2 separate regions of the Homo sapiens genome follow, and region 2 is linked to region 1. A link is a contact called in ENCODE Hi-C or POLR2A ChIA-PET data. All regions are on one chromosome and are shown on one strand. The core of a region is the stretch at or near the end of the contact, and the rest is flanking DNA. Distances in the headings are between cores, read along the strand shown. Region 1 overlaps KMT5A (lysine methyltransferase 5A). Region 2 has its middle 9.2 kb from the start of RILPL2.

Evidence for each region. Hi-C counts contacts between places; a loop is a spot of excess contacts on that map. ChIA-PET counts read pairs that join two places held with the same protein, here RNA polymerase II (POLR2A). Pooled maps may share reads with other maps.
Region 2: a pooled map of psoas muscle shows a loop between it and region 1 (1.8-fold over the local background). The contact joins two enhancer-like sites. A Hi-C loop is called at or near these places in 14 of 168 maps with a recorded cell type or tissue (CD4-positive, alpha-beta T cell, Caco-2, IMR-90 and 10 more) and 12 of 50 pooled maps. POLR2A ChIA-PET finds 5 or more read pairs at or near these places in 29 of 52 experiments (A673, B cell, BJ and 25 more).

Annotation. Positions count from the first base shown.
Region 1 is chr12:123,397,826-123,400,376 of GRCh38, reverse strand. All of the region lies in intron 5 of KMT5A (lysine methyltransferase 5A), which reads right to left. Among named protein-coding and RNA genes, the nearest start is that of KMT5A, 15 kb to the right of the region's middle. Within about 2 kb of position 1,281, at least 17 of the 41 ENCODE cell types and tissues checked have a DNase peak (open chromatin) inside an H3K27ac peak, as active enhancers do; they include ascending aorta, heart right ventricle, prostate gland and 1 more, where a contact is called at or near this core.
Region 2 is chr12:123,444,600-123,447,150 of GRCh38, reverse strand. No RefSeq gene overlaps it. Among named protein-coding and RNA genes, the nearest start is that of RILPL2, 9.2 kb to the right of the region's middle. Within about 2 kb of position 1,275, at least 14 of the 41 ENCODE cell types and tissues checked have a DNase peak (open chromatin) inside an H3K27ac peak, as active enhancers do; they include ascending aorta, heart right ventricle, prostate gland and 1 more, where a contact is called at or near this core.

The sequences.
Region 1 (2,551 bases), core at 32-2,531:
AAAAAAAAAAATTGCAAAATAAAAACATTTTAAAAACTTTTTGGCTGGGCACGGTGGCTCACGCCTGTAATCCCAGCACTTTGGGAGGCCGAGGCGGGCGGATCACAAGGTCAGGAGATCGAGACCATCCTGGCTAACACGGTGAAACCCCGTCTCTACTAAAAACACCAAAAATTAGCCGGGCGTGGTGGCAGGCGCCTGTAGTCCCAGCTACTTGGGAGGCCTTTTTAATTATTTTTTAAGATGGGGTCTCACGGCCGGGCTCAGTGGCTCACGCCTGTAATCCCAGCACTTTGGGAGGCCGAGGCAAGTGGATCATGAGGTCAGGCATTTTGAGACCAGCCTGGCCAACGCAGTGAAACCCTGTCTCTACTAAAAATACAAAATCAGCTGGGCATGGTGGTGGGCGCCTGTAATCCCAGGTACTCAGGAGACTGAGGCAGGAGAATCACTTGAACCCGGGAGGTGGAGGCTGCAGTGAGCCAAGATCGCGCCATTGCACTCCAGCCTAGGTGACAGTGTGAGACTCTGTCTCGAAAAAAACAAAACAACAAAAAACCCACAAAAGATGGGGTCTCACAATGTTGCCCAGGTTGGTACTGAACTTCTGTTCTCAAGTAATCCTCCCACCTCAGCCTCCCAAGTAGCTGGTGTCTTTTTTGTTGTTAATTACTCCCCATTGGAAAACAAGCCCTACGGGCTGGTCTAGTTTACTGTGGAATCTCCTGGTCTAGAACAGTGCACACAGCAGGCCCTCAAAGCAACACCACCACCATCACACACATAACCACCTTGCTGTGTGACCCATTCATTGCAAGTGTGCAGAGAGTGCTGAGAAGTACGGGGGCCCATGTAAACGGGAGTGATCATGGAAAGACCGGGGTAGTGGAATGGGGGTTTTTCTGCTGGGACCAAACACGGCAGGTAGGAGATGCGCAGAGGGAAGCTGGGACCAGGCCAGATGCCCCGGCACAAAGCCAGGGAGGCTGAGTCTCCCAAAGGCCTGGAATTTGGGGCCTGCAAACAACCAGCCCTGGGTTTTCTAAAGGGACTTCTGGCAGGAACCCACAAATGGGCCTAGAAGGAGATGGAGTGGGAGGGATACAAGGTTGGAACTAGGGCAGTTGAGAAGCGCCTGTGACCAGGAAGGAGGGGACCTTCCCAAGCGGAATCAGCAGGCTGCTTGCACATCTGGCCCTGGGGCCGAGCTGGGCATGAGGAAGCCCAGCCATTGCCAAGAGGCATGGTCCCTGCCCCGCTGCTGGCTGCCACCCCACCCACAGCCAGGCTGGCCGGCCAAGGGGCCCCTGCAGTGAAGCACTTGGTGGATAGGGCATCTCTCCAAGGCCCACCTTGTGTCCAAATCCAGCAGCCCTGATCCCACCCTGTTGCCCAGGACCCACGCCCTGGCGCTAGGCCCGCCCTGGCTGCTGTCTTCAGCCTCAGTGGAGGTATATAAGAGGCTCTGAATTGCAGTTTCACCCCAGACCATCTGGCCAACAACAGGCTGTATTATGCCCCACCCTCCTGGATCCACAGCCTGGGCCCAGCATGGCAGTCAAGTCAGGACTGACCCCACCCTTCAGATGAGCCCCAGCTGTCCCGTTCTTGGGCTTTATCTGTGCAGTCAGAAAATATTCCACCCTGACCAGCTCTAGCCACGTCATCCCGGCCAGCTATGGCCTCCCTGCCCTGGCCAGCAACAGCTTGCATGGCTGCACTCAGCAGAGCCAACACAAACAGTGGGGGGCAAAGCACGGCTCCCGGTCCAGGAACAGGGCGAGCTTTCTTGTGTTTGCAGACTGTGCTTTAGGGAAGCAAGTGTGTTCTTCCCTTCTGCTCATCTGCTGCAAGATTTAGCAGACCTGCATCCTGTCCCATCGCAGCCTTCACTCTGCCCAGCACAAACTCTTGCTTCTTATTAACAAGGCCAACTCGGCTCCCCCCACCCTAAAGTCCACAGCAGCCCTTGGTGGACGCTCAGCAGAGGCCCTGTGTGTGGGCACACCGCAGCTCCAACCCTGGCTGGGAGGTGTCTGGGATTCTGTGGTCTGGCACCACCTCACCATCTGCAGTGCTGTCTTTTTTTTTTTTTGAGACGGAGTCTTGCTCAGCCACCCAAGATGGAGTGCGGTGGCGCGATCTCGGCTCACTGCAACTACCGTCTCCTGGGTTCAAGTGATTCTCCCATCTCAGCCTCCCAAGTAGCTGGGATTACAGGCACCTGCCATCATGCCTGGCTAATTTTTGTATTTTAGTAGAGACAAGGTTTCACCATGTTGGCCAGGCTGGTCTCGAACTCCTGACCTCAGATGATCCGCTCACCTGGGCCTCCCAAAGTGCTAGGATTACAGGTGTGAGCCACTGCACCTGGCCCAGTGCTGTCTTTAAGAGTGACCTAGCAGGCCGAGCACGGTGGCTCACGTCTGTAATCCCAGCACTTTGGGAGGCTGAGGTGGGCGGATCACCCGAGGTCGAGAGTTCGAGACCAGCCTGACCAACATGGACAAATCCAATCTCCACTAAAAAAAAAAAATACAAAATTAGCTGG
Region 2 (2,551 bases), core at 26-2,525, 47 kb before region 1:
ATAATAATAATAATAATAATAGCCACCCTAAGGGATGTGAGGTGATATCTTTTTTTTTTTTTTTTTTGAGACGGAGTCTCGCTCTGTTGCCCAGGCTGGAGTGCAGTGGTGTGATCTCGGCTCACTGCAAGCTCCGCCTCCCGGGTTCACGCCATTCTCCCGCCTCAGCCTCCCCAGTAGCTGGGACTACAGGCACCTGCCACCACGCCCGGCATTTTTTTTTCTATTTTTAGTAGAGATGGGGTTTCACCATGTTAGCCAGGATGGTCTTGACCTCCTGACCTTGTGATCCACCTGCCTTGGCCTCCCAAAGTGTTGGGATTACAGGCGTGAGCCACTGCGCAACGGCTTTTTTTTTTTTTTTTTTTTTTTGAGACAGAGTGTCACTCTGTCGCCCAGGCTGAAGTGCAATGGCTCGATCTCGGCTCGCTGCAACCTTCACCTCCTGGGTTTAAGTGATTCTTCTGCTTCAGCCTCCCAAGTAGCTGGGACTACAGGTGTGTGCGACCACACCTGGCTAATTTTTTGTATCTTTAGTGGAAACAAGGCTTCACCATGTTGGCCAGGATGGTCTTGAACTCCTGGGCTCAAGCAATCCTCCTGCCTTGGCCTACAAAAGTGCTGGGATTACAGGCTTGAGCCACCGTGTTAGGCCCCTGTTAGCCTCTTGAAAGGTAATCAGATACGTGCATCTCCAGGACTGCTAAGTCTATATACCTAAACATTTATTATAAAACATTTTACAAACCAAGCAAGAGATCTGGAGGGCACTAGGGAAGGCCGATATTTCTACAGAAGTTTCACACTAATAGAATCTCAAAGGAACATTTAGCATTCACTGCCAGGCCCTGGGCCAAGCTCATTTCATTCCCTTAACTGCTTTTAAGGAGGGGGTTGTTGCATTCCAGTGGTGGAGCAAGGGCTGACTTGGAGGGGAGAGTGGAGAACTTTAGTTATAATGCCCTCCCACCCATCACTCTGAATAAACAAATCAAAGTTGTTTTTTTTTTTTACTGTTGTCTTATGCAAACACAGACTCAAAACAGTGCCCGGGGCACCACCCTTCCTGCAGCTAGATTCCTTCCCCTAAACTGCTTGAGATAAAATCATTGACCTAGCATCGCAGGCATTTAAACTAGGCTGGGAAATGTCCAAAATCCTTGTTGTTTCCACGAATGATTTAAGAATAACAAGACCTGAAAATAACATAGCGAACAGGAAGGAAGCCATCCTGAGTGTACTGCTTGGGAAATCAAGAAAGGGCACCACGACATGCAAAAGACCTTAAGACTGATTCTGCTTGGTGCCAGGCGCGGTGGCTCACGTCTGTAATCCCAGCACTTTGGGAGGCCGAGGCGAGCGGATCACCTGAGGTCGGGAGTTTAAGACCAGTCTGGCCAACATGGTGAAATCTCATCTCTACTAAATATACAAAAAAATTAGCCAGGCGTGGTCAGCCTCTTGAACACTCTGCTATCACTCACTGGGTTTCAAACTTGAGCATGCATTAGAATCACCTACAGGGGTTTTTAAAACACAGATGCTGGAGCCCTCCCTCAAAGTTTCTGAATCCGTGGGTCGAGAATTTGCATCTCTAAAAAGCTTCTAAGTGATGCTTGTGGGGCTGGCCCTGGGACCACACTTTAAAACTTCTGCTATCGGCCGGGCACAGCGGCTCACATCTGTAACCCTAGCACATTGGGAGGCTGAGGCAGGAGCATCACTTGGGGCCAGGAGTGGGAGACCAGCCTGGGCAACATAGGGAGGCACTGCCTCTACAAAAAAAAAAAAAATTTTTTTTTTTTGAGATGGAGTTTCAAAGGCTCTTGTTGCCCAGGATGGAGTGCAATGGTGTGATCTTGGCTCACTGCAACCTCTGCTTCCCAGGTTCAAGAAGTTCTCCTGCCTCAGCCTCCCAAGTAGCTGGGAATTACAGGCATGCACCACCACGCCCAGCTGATTTTGTATTTTTAGTAGAGACAGGGTTTCACCATGTTGACCAGACTGGTTTCGAACTCCCGACCTCAGGTGATCCACCTGCCTCGGCCTCCCAAAGTGTTGGGATTACAGGCGTGAGCCACCGTGCCCGGCCTACAAAAAATTTTTGAAATATTAGCCAGGCGTGGTGGCAGGCACTTGTAGTCCTAGCTCCTCAGGAGTCTGAGGCAGGAGGAGCTCCTGAACCCTGAGCTCAAGGCTGCAGTGAGCTATGTTCATGTCACTGCACTCCAGCCTGAGTGACCGAGCAAGATCCTGTCTCTGGGGGAAATAAAAAAAGAACCTCTGCTATAACTTGTAATTGTTTTCATAATTTCCCAGTGGAGAGAGAAGGGCCATCGTTACCTAGCAACAGATTGTCCAATTCTATGAGGGATCTAAGAGTTAAGTTTCTTAACACTTTGTAATAGTAGCCGACATCCATTGATGCTTATAGTATCCTAGACACTTTTATGCATTATATTATACAATCCTTATATCAGTCTTGGGAAACAGATATTTTTCTTTTTCCCAGTGTACAGTGAGGAAACGAGGTTTGGAGAGATTAGGAAAT